Regions from separate parts of the Homo sapiens genome. Here region 2 is linked to region 1. A link is a loop called in an ENCODE intact Hi-C map of the cell type or tissue named here. Cell type or tissue: A673. All regions are shown on one strand. Each heading gives the region's core, and the rest is flanking DNA. Links, peaks and the distances in the headings are about the cores only. Region 1 has its middle 110 kb from the start of ZNF536-AS1. Region 2 has its middle 15 kb from the start of ZNF536-AS1.

Evidence for each region. A loop is a pair of places that touch in the nucleus more often than their neighbours do. Peaks named below come from ENCODE experiments on the same cell type or tissue, not always from the same donor. Only the 100,000 strongest peaks of a DNase experiment are listed, where the experiment ranks them.
Region 2: a loop joins it to region 1, with 2.8 times the contacts of the local background. A loop is called at or near these places in 2 of 110 quality-filtered maps.

What each region holds. Positions count from the first base shown.
Region 1 is chr19:30,780,977-30,789,308 of GRCh38, forward strand. No RefSeq gene overlaps it. Among named protein-coding and RNA genes, the nearest start is that of ZNF536-AS1, 110 kb to the left of the region's middle. In A673, for the core only: CTCF peaks have their summits at 4,060 (motif pointing right) and 4,916 (motif pointing right); DNase peaks (open chromatin) are centred at 705 and 4,085; H3K27ac peaks cover 266 bases.
Region 2 is chr19:30,681,383-30,689,714 of GRCh38, forward strand. It overlaps a transcript of ZNF536 not described here. Among named protein-coding and RNA genes, the nearest start is that of ZNF536-AS1, 15 kb to the left of the region's middle. In A673, for the core only: CTCF peaks have their summits at 1,753 (motif pointing right), 4,923 (motif pointing right) and 5,125; DNase peaks (open chromatin) are centred at 1,739 and 4,989; H3K4me3 peaks cover 993 bases; H3K27ac peaks cover 2,564 bases.

The sequences.
Region 1 (8,332 bases), core at 327-8,326:
CCCATCTAGGGAAACTTGCTCTCCTCTGTTCTACCTATTGAGCTTTCAAATATGTATTTGATTATAGGAAGTTTCACAGTTTAAGTTTCAAAATCATGGATCCTGAGGATTTTTGGTGGCCCCCCTTTTCCCTCCTGCCAGTCAATGGGTTAGTGTTGGCTTCTTGTCTGCTTTTGTGCTGGGGGGTTCTGTACCCACTATCAGATGGGATTGCTGGAACTGTGGATGGACCCACAGAGCCCTTTGAGGGATGCTTTCGTGCTCAGTCCTCTGACCAGGCAGGAGGCAGAAATGCAGGATGGGACCCTGCCTCCAGCAGACTTGAAATCTGATTTTGTTGAAAAGACAAAACCCGCTTCCAGAAGTCACCTTGGAAAGATGACCATGTGAGATAATGGGCAGGCTGGTTCTGGGCATGGGAGACTCCAGCCCTGTACAGCCATACACTAATCAAACAATGGCCCAATAGAAGGCAGTTGGATGGGCCAGAGCTTTGGAGGTAGTGCTTCTGAATGACTTGGACCAGAGCACAGAAGGGACAGAGACTTCCTGGCTCTCAGCTGATGGAAGGAGCCACAAGACTCCACTGTATTGGGTCTCCCAGGGGAAGAGCTGCCTGGCCCCGCCTAGGTACATCCTGCAAAGCACAGCCAGGATGGAGATGGGCTGGAGGAGCCATCTGATTCTTATTAGGCTGTGCAACTTTCTTTATTGGCAAACAGTCTGTCAGCAGCTTCTTCCTGCAGAGCGGCCCAGATGTGCTTACAAAGCGTTCTGTGTCCTTCCCGTCCACACCCAGCCCCCGCGCGCATTGCCACTTTGCCAGACTTCGTCCTGGTCCCAGGAGTCCAGCTGTGGCCAAAGCAAGGCTTAGTCAGGAGCCTGAGGAAAGAGGCTCGCCCCTCTGGGTGGCCTCATGCCAGCCACCCCTCGCTCCATGTGCATGGGTCTCATTCCCCCTCAAGGTGCAGGAGGTGCCCTGGGTGGGGTTGGGGGGGGGGCCTGGCCTCACTCCTTGGGGTGGGGGTTGGGGTGGGGCAGACAGAACCCTGCCATGAACTTATGTTTGCACATGTTCATCTTCAACTTGCCATACTACTAGGGTGGCTTTCATCTGTTATTGGGTCTAAATCTCCTCTCTGAGAATTCTCATGGGAGAACCACAGAAAACAGGAGGGCTGCTGGCCTCTCATGGGTGTTCAATAGGAGGGCTGACCTCAGAATTCACTCCCATGATTGTCCAAGTGGCCTCCCCATGTCCCTCTTAAGAGAGTTCAGTCTCAAGCATGTTTCTCCCCTTGAGAAGCTGGAAAACTGGTGCAAAATTGTGCCTAAGCATACCACGGCCTGGGGGATATTAAATGTTTGGAACAATTAAAGTCCCATTACATGAATGTCCATGGACTGTTTTCCTCCCATCCCACACATATTGTCTTTCTTTAGGTCACAGAATCCTGAATTTCCCTTGGGGGAACCATGCTCCCTTGACTGTCATACCCTGTGGTCATATGAACCAACGCATTCCCTTTCTTTACCTATGTTAGTCTCGCCTGCCTCTCCCACCACTTATGGCCAAGGCTCTAGATGGATTCAGGGCCCCATACCCACCATTGACACTGGCCTGCCTTTTCCTGGTCATTCTTGTGTGTAAGTAACCCTAATGAAGAAAAATGAAGTGAGGCGTGGGTAATTTTCCTTCTTGCATCTCCTGTGTTCTTCCTTAAGTCCTTCAAGTCTACATGAAGTTTCTCTTCTTTTCTTTTTTTTTTTTTTCCGGACTGTTCTGATGATCATAAATGAGGATGCATACTTCAGCCACAAACTTACTTCATGTCTGATGTTATCAGCCTTAGAGATACCCTTGCCTATGCCTTCTTGCTTAGAGGGGAAACAGGTCTGGAAAGAAGACAGGAGTTCTCAGGGTCATCCAGAAAGCCCACAGCCAAAGAAGACTTTCAGAAGCTGCATTGGTTGCAAAGCATCACCTTACCAGCAAAGGCTATTACCTGCTCAGATGTCACCCCAGATCTCACCAAGCCACCCTTCTTGGTCCAAAAGTGCTCTACTGTGAATGTAGTCTTGTAGGAGTCTTGATGATGAACTCCTCACCATCCATCCTCTCTGATTTGATAAAAGTAAACCAATTGTGAAAATTAACCTCAGCTCCCAAGACATTCATTGGCATAGAAAGAGAAATAGGTCTTCCTTATGGCCAGTGAGACTTAAGTCAGCCAGGAGTGGGGCAGAAGATAAGGGGCTTCTACAAAAGGTTCCCTTGCTCCTAAAAGGAGATATAAGAGAGAGGCAAACCCTTTCTTCTTCTGGACCTTATTATTTCTACATGTGACTTTTGTACATTGAGAGCCAGCCATCTTGAGACTCGAGGAAAGTGATCTTGACACCAAAATCTGGGTGTGCTGGGAGGACAGAACGGTGCGATGAAAGGTCCCTGGGCAATGAGGACTCCCTGAGTGACAAAATCATCAAACTCCAGAGTCCTGGCTGTTTCTGGACTTCTTATTTTATGGGATATAAAAGTTCTTATTGTTTGAACCAGACAGAATGGGGGTATCTTCTTCTTTGGTACTGGAGTTGCTCTGGTCAGAGTAAGAGACCATGTGCCTTAGTCAGCATTACAGGGCATGGGCATTTACAGCATGAATTGCCATCTTTATTGACCTTTGTCTCTCTCTCTGCCTCTTTGCTCTTAATCTATGGCCTGCCTCTCCCCCGTGTGATAGCTGTTAGAGCTGTGAGGAGCCTTAAAATCTTCATCTGGTTGGGGTAGCTGAAGTTCAGAGGGAGGAAGGGACTTAGGGGCTTGCTCACGATGCATAGAAAGTGTGGATCCAGCAGGAGAACTCAGGTCTTTCTTGCCCAGCTCTAAGCTTTCTCATATTGCTCAGCTGTTTGCTGTCCTGCTCTGTCTGTCTCTCTGTGTCTCCTCCATACACCTCCTCAGGTCTCCTTCTCTTTCTGTCTCCTCTGCCCGAGATAAAGGGACCCCTTCACTTAGAGCTGGATGGGGCAGCTCTGCTGGGGACTAGGGGGGTCCGAAGGAGCCTGTGCTAAGGAAACAAGCTGGTGTTGCTGGAAACTATGTCTAGATGGTCACAGAGCAGCAGGATGGGGCACTGGGATTCTGCGTGAATGGCCATCAGGTGGCGGGACGCATGGACGGCTCACCAGCCTTGGGAACTGGCAGTGCTGCATGGCCCAGCTCACGGAGAAGGCTCAGCTGTGGCTCCTTCCTAAGCCATCCTGCTTCCCACTGACTTGGAGAGACAGCCGGTTGGTGCGGGGTTTGTGTGGGTTTATTTACTCTTAATAACAAGCTTATATTTTAGATATTCCCCCTGGGTATTTCTGCTCATTTGGGCTTCAGTACAAAACCATGAATCCACACACAAAATGTGTGGATCTGAAAATTAGGATTACACCCCAGCATCCCACTAATAGAGGCAGTCTTCCTTTGAAGGCGCCAGGGATCTCTGTCCTGCCCTGGCTGGCCAAAGGAAAGCCACGATGGGGCCATGCTTGTTACCAGCGGGTTCTGGACGCATCCACCACCATCAGCATCTGTTCTCCCCTTGGGTCTTCATTAATTCAGTTAAGGAAACATTTAATTAGCAACTGTTGTGGTCGGATGCAGCAGTCCATCCTGGGTAGAAGATACACAATTCCTTACTCCAGGAGCTTCCATCCATATGCGGAAGTGAGAAGGAAGAATGTATGCACACTGGGGCATGTAAAGCTCTGCCGTGGAGAGTAGAGCTGGTGGGTAAAGGAGGCCTCCAGGATCCATGTGACCCTGCCTGTGGTCAGAAGACTGGTTAAGAAGGCTTCCTCGAATGGGTTCTCAGCTCCAAACTCACGCATGCCTGCAGTCCAGTTTCTACCGGAAAAGTTGTTCCTACTCTCAACAATTCCACCTGAAGCCCTCTCACCTAACCTCCGGCCTGCTCCCAACCCTCCCTGCACAACCAATGAAAGCTGGCCTCAAGTACCACCAAGAAAAGCAGAGGCCTTGTAAGGAGTCTCATTTTCTTCCCCTACCACCAGATGGCGCCCCAGCTTGGCCTCCGCACTGATGGGACTCTGAGAGAGGAAGCGTCCCTCTTCATGTCTAAGGCCAATCCCTCCCCATGCATCCTCAATCCCATCTCTCTCTTGTTCTCAAGGCCATGGCCTCATTCGGGGTCCCCTCTGGCACCTTGCAGGGTGGATATTCTACCCCCTTGGACCATGCCCATCTACCTACGAACACCTTCACTCTCCACCCCACCCTAATCCAGTTTGCATCTCGCCACACTGTCAAATATTCATTTGGTGAATGTCCCCAGTAACCTCCATGACGTCCACCAATCCAATAGATGTTTTTTGTGTGTTTCCTTAGATGGAAATCCTACTCCCACCTTATGCACACGCACGTTCCCTCCCTGGCTCCATGTTGGTTCAATCCCCCTCTTCCACTCAACCTCCAAATGTTGAGTTCCTAAAAACTCAGTCCTACCCACACTCTCTCTCAGGTAAGCCCACCCATTATCCCAGTTTTAACATAATGACTGCTCCCAAATGTATAGTTTTAGTCCAGACCTGGCTTGTGTATCCAACCTTGACTTTTCTTATTTCACTCTGGCTGTGTGGCAATCCTATCAAGATTACCACATCCGAAACTGAACTCATAACTCATAATCCAGCCCCAACCACCCCCATGTGACTGGTAGAATTCTAAGACATCCCCAAAGTTTCTCACTCCTCTCGTGCACATGCCCTGTATGATCCCTGGGTCTCTGAGTGCCATGGATCTTCTTTTGATGATTAGGTTATGCTATACAGCACAGTTGAGTTTAATAAAGGGAGATTATTCAGGTGGGACTAACTTAATCCAGTGAGAACTGTAAAAGTAGAGAGATTTCTCCAGTTGGTGGCAGAAGAGTTCAGAAAAACTCAACTCAAAGGAGGTTTTTAGTGCTGTTGATGAGGCTCCAGGAGTGGCCTCTAGGAGCTGAGCATGATCTGTGGCCTGGAGCGGTAATCAGATTGAGACTTCTGTCCTACAACCACGAGAAGCCGAACTCTGACAACAATAGTGAGCTTCAAAGAGAACTCTCCAGATGACAACCACAGCTTGGCTGACACCCTGATGGAAGCTCCATGAGACCCTGTGCCCAGAGACTGACCGATAGAAACCGTGAGCTCATACATCTGTGTTGCTTTAAGTCATGAGATTTGTGATAAATTGCTTTGCAACAATACAAATTAACATATTTCCCTATAGCTTTTCATCTCAGTAGACATCACCATCATCCACCACATTGGTTAAGCCAGATATCCTTGAGTTTTTCCTTTCTCTTACTCCCACATCCAACTCCTCAGCAAGTCTTCCCTCTTCTGTTTTAAAAACTCGTCTTGAACCTCTCTATTTCTCCCCATCTTAGCTGCTCCCATCCTTCCTCAGACTCTATTACACTTTGCCCCATCACTATAGCAGGTGTTCACCTCCATACCAGGGTGATTCAATCCATTTTCCATTCAGCAGCCAGAATGCTTTTCTGAAACCATCAATTGAATCATGTTATCTCCTATTTAAAATCCATCAGCACCTTCCTGCTACATACACATCAGGTGACATCCAAGCTTCTCACTGCATTCTACAAAGTTCCCAAGGACCTGGCCCCTGCCTGTGTCTACAAACTCATTTCATACCCTCTCCCTCTTGGCCTGGCAACACCAGTTATTTCCTTCATAGCACACATCACAAGTGTAACTTAGCTTATTTAAGTGGTGTGTGTGTGTGTGTGGGCGTGAATGGGTAGGTGTTTATCTTTTTCTACTAGACTGTAGACTCCATGATGGCTGAGATCATTTCTGTTTGTGTTAACCATTATCATATACAGGGAAACCCCTTGCAACACGATTTTCCTTTGGGGCTGAGGTGGAACAAAGGCTCTTTCCCAGGCCGTTGATGTGCTTTGTAGAAAGCAGGAGCTCCCCGTGAAGCACCCAAGTACAAAGTGTACTGATGGGGGCCAAGGAGGGGGGTGGGAAGGGGAACAGGGGTCTCAAGGGTTCGCTGACCATGTGAGGTTAGCTAGACTGGCCTCTGGATCCACTGGGGTCCGCTAAAGCCCTCTCTTCCATGGGGGCAGTCTCAGATTTCCTACCATGGGCCTTGGGCTTCTGTCCCTTGGTCCTTTATTTCAGGTGCCCCACAGAATGGTGCTGAATGGTTTGCAGGGATGTGCTTCTCTTCTGTTCGCTTAAGACCTCAAACTGAAAAAATATGAGGGTGGGCGGTGACTCACTGTTATAATCCCAGCACTTTGGGAGGCCGAGGTGGGCGGATCATTTGACGTCAAGAGTTTGAGACCAGCCTGGCCAAAATGGTGAAACCCATTGTCTATTAGAAATACAAAAATTAGTTGGGTGTGTTGGGACATCCCTGTACTCCCAGCCTGGGAAGCTGAGGCATGATAATCACTTGAACCCAGGAGGCAGAGGTTGCAGTGAGCCGAGATTGTGCCACTGCACTCCAGCCTGGGTGACAGAGCAAGACTCTGTCTGAAAAGAAAAAAAAAAAGGAAGGAAGGAAGGAATGAAGGAAATGAAATGAAAAATATGAAAATATCCCTCTGCCCCAAAGCCGTCCTACTAGAACCAGTCATGACCTAATTCAATAAAACCAGCAGCTGGGAAATGCAGACCTCCACTTTATCCTCACACTGTCTACACTGGCATCCTTCTGCCACAAGGGAGATTCTGTGAGCTTTTGTGGACAAAGCTGGGTCTGGACACCCCTGGAGATGAGAAGCTATCCTGGGATAAATTTGACCCTTTGATAGTGGAGAGTTGCAAAGCCACTGATCCACTAGGCTTAGCTGCTACACTACTGGATGAAGAAAATCGCCTTCATGAGACACAAGTACAGGATGCTTTCCTTGCCTGGCTGAGGGAGGGTCTACCGGAAACCCCCTACAGACTCCTCCAACCCATTGAATCTCCAGTAGTTAAATGAAAGCACCAGACATTTGCAGCTAAGAGACTATGGGTCTCTGGAGAAGTGCTGGTCCTCTCTGAACCTCAGTTTCTCCACTGTAAATAGGTTTACCTTTCTTCCCCCTTGCCCCTGACCTTGGAGACCTATTGCAAAGATGAAATAATATGCGGAAGTAAAAGGCCTGGTACAGAGCTTCATCCCCAGCAGCTAAGCAGAGGCTTAAACGATGGAGTCTATCATCATTGGTGATATCATAAATGAACTCCTTGGCAGCACCTTGTTCTAGAGCCACAGCTTTGAAACCTGCTGAATTGACAGAAACAGCAATAAAAAATTAAAAGTCAAAAGGCTCTGGAGTACATTTCTTAAAGTATCAGGCTGTGTTTTTCCCCCTTGTAAGTTTGCTGAGTCTCTGGAGGTCACCCTGCAATGGGCCATCCCTTGGGAGTAGGAAAGCAAGTTTGAGGCCCTAGGGGAGAATAGCTTGGGCCCGGGAAGGGGAGGTCCTGGCCTGCCTTGCTCCCTGCAGAGCCTGGGGACCCATGTGCCCAGCTGAGGGCCCTCTAGGGGGAGAAAAGCAGGAGGGGAGGAAGAGATATCAGTGTTTTCCAGGCCTTGCAGAGAGCTGTGGCATTAAAGGTCTGAAGAAGCCTGTTGGGGAACTTGCCCAGCCCTGGTGAGGCTCACAGACCAACTCTCTGGATTTGAACATGGCATCCTGAGCTGTTTCTCCTCATCCTCAGGGCTTCTCCACCGGACAGGGCTGCATTCACGCAGCCCACAAACCAACTGTTCTAAGAGCTGGTCCAGGAAGTCTTGTCTCTGGCCTGAGGTTCATTCAGGGTCCCCATCGTCTCTCACATTCAGGCTCAAAAAAGGTGCAGTGGCCAAACACGTGAATAGTAACATACCTGCTTTTGTGACACGCTTGTCCCCTTCTTGGGTGGCAGGTCCCAAATGCAGATTGTTTATGTAGCCAGTTGCAGTGTAAAGGCTGTCATGAGAGACATGTAAGAAATGGAGTGAGAGGGTTCAGAAGCATTCTATCTGAAGGGGAGAGCTCTGTATTAATTAGAAGAAAAATATTGATTGGTTGTGTGGCCTCAAGGGCAAAACCCCAAAGACCTGCAGAGAATCAGAGATGGCTGTTAAGCTGCTCTAAGTGGTACAAGGAAAATATCTGTGCCCCCAAGAGCAAATGCAGTGAATGGAATGGGATGGATGTTCAAGACAAGGTGCTGCTTGTAATGATCCCTCATCATGACCCTGTGACTTCAGTAAATATGACTAAACTAATAAAATGCCTAGTAAGAGTGGAGTGGAGGTGGAAAC
Region 2 (8,332 bases), core at 308-8,307, 100 kb before region 1:
TTGTGGACTGAGGGGCATCACAGGGGGCTTCCTGGAGGAGGAAGCCTGTGAGCTGGCGGGGAGTGGGGTAGGAAATAGGGGCGTGCCCAGCAGAAAGTGCAGCTTAAGAGCTCTCCGCATGAAGCGCAGGAAGTCTTTCCCTGGTGTCCCTGGCCTGCTTTAGCTGGGGCACCAGCCAAGAAGCTGGATGGAGTCCTAAGGGCCCCTCCTCCTAGCACTTAGGGCAGCTCTCTGCCCAGCAGATACTGGTGGCGTTGATCCTTTCTCTCCTATTGTCATAATTTGGATTCTAGGAAGCCACGCTGCAGACTGGTTTACCAGGCGGGAGGCTGGTGCCGAGCAGCCTCATTTGATGGGTCCTAATTACTTAGGAGCAGAAGTGGCTCCAGTCCTCCAGGTCCAGTTCCACCCTCTGGTCTCTGGGTAGCCCCCCTTCCCCAATGACATCTCCGCCACGCTGGAGAGAACAGCCCCTCTGGAATCCGCAATGGTGTCAGCCCAGCCAACGTGGGCTCCAACAGACGTTAATTGTGTCCCTGGAGGAGGCTTCCCTGAAGTTGGGGTCACTCCACTGTGTCTTCCGTAAGCGATTTGTGCATAATCGACAGTGCAAATGGGAAGGAAAAAAGGGAGGGCAGTCCCAGCTTAGCAGGGTAGGGGGACAAGAGAAAGAGGCCTGTATTGCCTTTATGGCCCAGGAAGGAGAACAACGAGGGAGGGGCTTGCGGACCACCAGGGGCCAAAAAGCTGCATCTTCAAATCTCCAAACCAAGGAGCTCACTGGGTTCTGACCCAGCCAGGCAAGGGGATGAAATCTTAATGGTATCTCTCGAACTCTGCAAGTTTTGGGTTTGCATACAGCCTGTCCTCAGTAACCCCCAAGATGAAGCTGCTGCGTGCTGAGGACTCGAGGCGAGGATGTGTTTCCCCAAGAAAGGAGGAATCTATAAGAGACATGATGAGATGTACCGTTCGAATTGGTTTCTCTCCCAGAATATACATTTGTGCTGGTCGCGCGTGCACACAGCATACAGTGTAATTCACACACACGCACACAAATGCACGACCAGCCGCATCGAGATTCTTGGTAGAGGACCAGCTCTCGGATCAAGCTGGCAGAAGGAGGCAATTCAGATACGACACCCCTTTCTTTGGAAGGGTGCCTTCCCCACCTCCATCCCCAGGGAAAATCTGCCAAATGGGCATAATATTAAGTAACGTTGGCAGGGGGCAGCTCACGGTCCCTCCTGACGCTGCTTCCTGGATCTGCAGAGATGGTGTCGTTGCTTTCCTGCCCTCCCTCTCTGCCTCCCCTCAGCCCGGAGGGGAAATGAGGGATGAAGAACGGGGTGGTGGCACCCTCTCTCCCCCAACACCCTCCATCCAGGCAGCACCTCTGGCCCCGGAGGTGCCCTCTCCCCGGGAGTGGAAAGAATCACCCGTCTCTTTTTGGCACCAGCACCCTCCTGAATGCCATGAGAAGCTGGTGACCTTCACTCTGGTCTCCATGACGACAAGATGGTATATGTTTAATTAGTTCAGGCTTATTTTAGGACCAATTTTCTTTTATTTTAGGGCAATGCGAGCTATGATAACTGTAAGCATGTTTACGAGGCGCGCGAGGCTTAGCTGAAATGTGCCAACAATTCTAGTCAAACAGATGGTGACCCCTGATTCAACTTGCCCTCTCATTCAATTATTCAGCTGTATTTAATTTTCCTCCGAGTGACTCACGCGCCGTGCCTCCGGCTGCCCTCTAGGTGGCGCGAAAGACCACCTTTATGGCTGCGAGGCAGGGTTGAAAGCCGGGTCTCGGGGAATTTTCTCAGCCTGGCCTTGGCTGGAGAAGAGGATAATGAATTTCTGCATTTGAACAATAGTTTCTGCCTAATATCAAATGATGTGAAAGGGTGGAAAAGAATTGGGTCAAATTGTATGTGATTTGACCATGAGCTCTAAGTAATCTCCTTTCTAATAAAGGAATTTGAAAGACCTTCCAGGCTTAATATCCTCCCAAATAATTTGTTTGGAGTTCAAGGAGTGTTATGGTGTTAGAGCTGTTTCTATGATTGCGGATATGTTCTGTTTGCATTTGGAAAACCTCTTCTGTTTAATTTTTAGTAGCTGCCAGCCCACCTCATCTGGGACTAGGAGGATAACCTGAGCGGATTTTTTTTTTTTCTCTTTTTCCCTCTGATGGTTTCTGCCTGCCTTCTACGCTGTCAAGGCTTAGCAGTATTTGAAAACTGGATGTCCCTGTAAAGGGGAATGAAATTGCTCACTAAATATCTTTTCAAAGACATGACCTTTCTAATGCAGGAACCAAAGAAGCGTGTGGCCACACCCATAATAACAACACATTGGATTTCTCAGAACCTTTGGGAAAGGAAACAGCCTACTCAACTATCACCCACTCCACTTCATCCCATTCTGTAACACCTTAGACAGGAGGGGCTGTACCTTAGACATGCTCAACTCACATTTCTTGTCCATCAACATAGCTAGGTTAATCAGAGCAACATGGAATCATACCTTTATTCATCAATCAGTTAAGAATTCATGCCTTTAGTATTGCTTTTTTTGATACATTAAGACAAGCTTGTAACCGATCACTCATATATTTTTCTCCAAGAATATCTCTCTTTAGAAATCTTCTTGGAAAATTATCTATCTTTCCTGTCCTGCATTTGGTCAAACCACAAGTAAAAGAACCAAGATCAACAATGACTCACATGTACACACACACACACATATATACATATATATATTTGAGATGGGGTCTCACTCTGTCACCCAGGCTCGAGTGCAATGGTACAATCTCGGCTTACTGCAACCCCTGCCTCCTGGGCTCAAGTGATCCTCCCACCTCAGCCTCCTGAGTAACTGGGACGACAGATGCATGCCACAATGCCTGGCTAATTTTTTTGTGTTTCTGGTGGAGATGGGGTTTCACTATGTTGCCCAGGCTGGCCTCCAACTCCTGAGCTCAAGTGATCCGCCCGCCTTGGCCTCCCAAAGTGCTGGGATTACAGGTTTGAGCCACCGCGTCTTGGCCTCACAAAAATCTTAATGCATAAACTGCTTCTAAAGACAACACGTCAACTTTCCATGGATTCACGGTCCAGGTTTTGGTAAGGAAGTTCACTTTACCTGAAAACTCTTAGTTCTCATTTTTGCTTAAGGGCAAAATCATGGCAATAGAAAGGTTAAAACCATGTGCACCGATTTGATTCCTGGAACTCCATTTTTACAGGCTTGGCTTTGGTTTGCTTTCCTGCTTTATCTTATCCACCGATGGCTTGGTTCGGTCATTCTGTGTTAGAGGTTCTGCATGTAAACCAGGGAATCTTTGGTTCAGGCAAGGGAGGGGGCTGTTGCTTCACAGCATGACTTTATAGGGGCTGATTGACGCAGGGGGCGGGACATGGGCAGCGGTCGGGACCTGATCCCGGGCTGAACAGCCAAGGGCCCTTACCAAGCCTCCGAGGGCAGATGCAGTTGCACCCTATTTATGTCTGGGACACTCAAACTTAGCCTACTGGGGCCACTTATGTTTTCAGTGCGTCTTCCAGGGGGTTATGTGGGAGGGGGTTGTCTCAATTACAGCTACTCAGGCCACGCAAGTGAATTGTACTTAATACCTCTGCCCTCTGATTAGCCTACCAGATTGGACTCAACAGCTTCCTCAGATGATCAGAGCCCCCTTATCCTTTTGGATAACTTTGTGTTGGTGGGGGGAGGGGTCTTTATCAAATCCTTTGGAAGAATTGGGTAAAACACCAAAGGGGTTTGGGTGTGTCCCATCTGAGCCCTTGGGGTCTCTGGATTTTCTGCTCTGAGGGTGCGACTGCACCCCTGTCTCCCATGCTTCATCTTCCACAGGGATGCAATGACAGTGAGTAGGGGGCTTTAGAACAAGTCCTCGAGGTAGCCCCATCTGAGCTGATGGAGAGACTCTTTCTGGATATCTGTGGGCTCTTACAGCGGGAGTGTTTTTATTTGTAGGTGTGGGGTGTGTGTGTGTGCACAGACACATTCATAGAAACAAGCCTTCTTGATGCTTTGCAGGGAAACCAAACTCTGGTATCCCCATCCAGCTTGGCTCCTTGCAAACAGGGCCCATGGAACCCAGGGAGGTAGAGACGGAAGGGATGGATTGGGAGGAAAAAGTCAGGGCAGCTTCACCAGGGAACACACTCTGTAGCCAAGTCACGATTTTAAAAAAATAAATGCCATAAAAATCATGGCTTCTCTGGACCTCTGGCTTCAATATGGGATTTGTACATATTACATAATCTGTCACTATAGTACTGTATATTAAAGAAATGGCCCCGTGCAGAGGCAACCAGGGGGATGGGGGCACCGTCCCAGCCGCTGCCGCCGTCCTCCCCTCCATCATGGGCTGGGACGCTGTCAGCTCCACCACCTGCCCCACGGTCCTGCCACGTTGCTGAGATCCCAAGTTACTCTGCCTCCTGGAACGTCATTTGTTTTTCTTTGTTCGGAAGACAGGCTACATGAGCATTTGCGTGAGGCCATCTGTATCTCTGCAAAGAAATAATGGAGCAAGGTAGAAAATGTCTGGGTGGGGAAGACCCCAGTCTGTGGCAATGGCTGAAGATGGGGCAGGGGCCAGAGAAACTTTCTCCAGGGTGTGATGTCTGAATCCCTGTGCCCAGGAAAGGGCCTGCACAACTTCTTTGCCCCTTCCCTCTCTCACGTTCTCAGCTTCTGCATTTACTCCCCACAGCTCCTTTCCCTCCTTGCAGTCCTCATTTGCAGAGTTCTGTGAAGATCATTTTGGGAGTGTGAGCTGTCTCTAGCCAGCTCATTCTGCAGTAGCAGCGAGCACCCCCCAACTCCCAGGAATCAACCCCCAACACACACACACACTTTTTTTTTTCTTTTGCAAAGGGCCAACTCTGTTTTTTTCCTGAAGGTGGCAGTGAAAGAAAAAAAATGACTCCCTTAGAAGAGTTAGGAATTTTATTACAAACCAGATGGAGCCGCGGGCATCCCCGTTGTGTGTCCCCCACCCTGTGAGTGTGTATGTGTGTGTGCACACCCAGGGGCACTGACAATGGAAGCTGCAGCCCCCCCAAGTGGGGCTCACACAGGGCGCGGTGGCCTCCCCTGGCACCGTGGCACCGTGGCCCAGTGGCCCAGTGCCAAGTGGCTGCCGTGCTCAGCCAGCCTGCTCTTCGTCCTCCCTCTTAGTCCCTTACCAAGATAATTGAGGATATAATGGCGGGGAAGGAGCCCGCCGGCTCCCGCGGGCTGTCAGGTATCTGCGCGCGTCTTCATGTCATCCGTCAGCATTGAGCTCCTCTGTCATCTCTCCTCAGCCTTCAGCGTCGCACACTCTCATCGCCTTCATTATCTCGGCTCAGGCCAGCCCTCCCCCCACTCCCCCCATCCAGTAAATGCATCTTTGTGCAACTCTCAGTCTCCGATTATGAATCGATGATCATGTGGTATAAGAGAGATAGATGGCTTTTAGTTCCATCCTGTCTCCCCTAATTGTAAAATATTAGTTACATTACACTGTGTCTTTTGATTAATGGAACTTATTTGGAGTAGCCTATCCGATCCCTCCCCCTTCTAAAGTCCTCCACTGACTTTTGAGAATTGAGTGATTTCACTTAAAGCAGACAAATAGGCCCTTCAGCGAGGAGATAGCAAGACTGTGATACTGTGGGCAAGACAGGCTGTACAGACAGAGTTGTGTATTCCAAAGAAAGGCTTCAGCCCGGCCGGGCAGACGCGGGGCTGCAAATGCATGCCTGGGCCGGGGAACTTCCTTCCCTTCTTTATTTCATCCTCTTTTTGGCAAATCTAGCCCATCTTGCTGACTTGCAAAACAGGATGTGAAACAAAATTTAATTAAAATTAAATAAATTGCAGATTTGCTACATTCCCACATGTGGCTCATGAGAAACCAGTCAAATCTGAACTTTGATGAATTCGAGCTCTCACTCTACTGGGCTCCCTTCTTAGTGTACAGGACGGGGCATCAAAGGGGCGTTCTGCTGCCCACGTCCGACACAGGGAGAGATATTTATCTTTAAAGCTGAATTTATTTTACTTGGCACTATTTACTTAAATATGGTCCGTTGATAAAGTAAGCCCTTCCCATACAAAAGGGAAGTCGGTGGCTAAATCTCTTATTATAAATAATCACTATCAGTGTAAACTCAAGGTCACGTTCACTTTCAACCTATGAGCTCAATTAAAAAAGGTCTATTTACTGTCGATGTGTATAATATCTATATGTCAGGGAAACAGGGAGACTTCATAAACAAATCAAATTTTCAGCAAAGAAAGGCATTGCAGCTTAGGAATTTCAGCATGCATTTTGAGGGAGCACTTTCAGGCCTCCTGCTGTATAAAATACACACAAATATTTATGTCTATTTTATAGAATATGCCTAGTATTTCATTCTGACCTTTGGATTTTTTTAAAAAAAACTTTTATTTGCATGATTCTTGAACACACTGACTATTACGTATTTTCTGGGGACATGCTATTTCACTTAATGCACTGGGCAAAAGATTGATTTTATTACGTGTAGAGAAGCTGCAAATGTTTTACTTTATTTTTTAAAAAAGAGCATAACAATGTGTTTATGACTGCTAAAAAAAAAAAAAAAAGGGCAGGCAGCAAAACAAACCAAGCCTGAGTTTCAAATTCATTCTGAGGATTAAACACCCAGAAAACACGGAGATTAGAGATTGGAGGGCTGAGCCCCACCGGTTCAGTCCACCTCCCATCTCCTGCCCAGGGCTGTGCAGGGGGCCTCACAAGTGTCTGGAGAATCAACATCCACATTTGTTCTGGATTAATAACTCAGGTGCCCGGATCTCTCCTTCCCAGCACCTGAGCCTCGATTTTGGAATTTCTGTATTTCGTTTTCATGTGTGTTTTGAGTCCTTGCTTTGAGGAGAGTGTGTGCGTGAGGACTCTTTGTTCTGAGTGTCAAGGGACTTTTGTAAATGTCAGCTGAGTTTCGGCTGCTGTGTCTAATAAACCTCCTTAGGGCTTAAGATGCACTTTCTCCAAATTTTCATCAGCAGCATCACTCACTTAGTTATCTACATCCATCATATTTTGAGAGTCTTTTATAGAATATTCTTAATACAGCGTGTGAATGCATATTGACAATTGTTGGCACTTTTATATATTCCGCGATACACATTTATCTGTTATGGATCCATAATATCAAATGTGTAGTAAAAAGCTATATCAAAAGGCAGTTATCCCACATGCATAAAACACTCTCACATGGTTGCTTTAATTTTCTTACTACAGCTTTTGAAACCCCCACTTAATACTGATGGACTCCCATATTTCATTTAAGTGTGTGCCTGAGAGGAGCTGAGTTGCTTCTAAGGCGAGTGGGTAGCTCTGGCTCTTACTGGGGGAAACTCTGTGTTGGGGCTAAGCTCAGAGCATGGGAGCCTACACATCACCCTGGCTGGCCCTCCTGGTAGCGCTCTGGGCTGGAGATGTTTCACCTCCTGGGGACTGGCTGCAGAGAGGGTGGTCTGAGCCTCCAGGGACCTGGCCTCCCCTGAATAACAGCAGCCAATATTTATGGCCATAGCCTTTGACAATATTGGCCCGCTCTGCTCCACATTCTGTGCTGAGCTCTCGATGTGTGTCATCCCCTTAGACCTGGCCATCCATTCGGAGAGAGGCACTAGCCTGAGCCCCTTTCACAGATGAGAAAACTGAGGCTTTGGAAGGAAAGAGGGACTTGTTCCAGGCTACGCAGCTGTTAAGAGCTGAAGGTAGAGAGCTGTCTGCCTCCAAAGCTGAGAACAAAATGTTCTCCTTCCTTCTTGAACCTGTCTGCCTGCATCTGGAATTATTTGGAGCTTTACGCTAACCTAACACTGGATATTATCCTGTTGTTTTGAAGATTCAATGAGACATTGATTTGTGTACAATACCTGATCACAGTAAGAGCTCAAATGCCAAAAACATGTCCGTCTGTGAGGGCAGAGGGGATGTATAGGCAGCATACCCTGTCCAAACAGGAACATTTTCTTTCAGGAAATGCTCATTGCTGCTTTCCTTTTTCAGTTTTCTAAATCATTTTGGGAGGGGAGAGAGTTTAGAAAACTCGTTTATTTGGGTAAGATTTCTGATGGGTTGTGGCTATTCCTGGGACAATGTGATTGTCAGGAAATGTTATCAAAATGAGGAGATTCCCTCTCAAAGGTACATGGCCCTGGCCTTGGGAAGAGACATGGATGCACTTGTCATGTTTGGAGTGACCAGCAGGGACCAGGACCATCTGGGGGCAAATGCCTTCCTGAGACAGCGTTC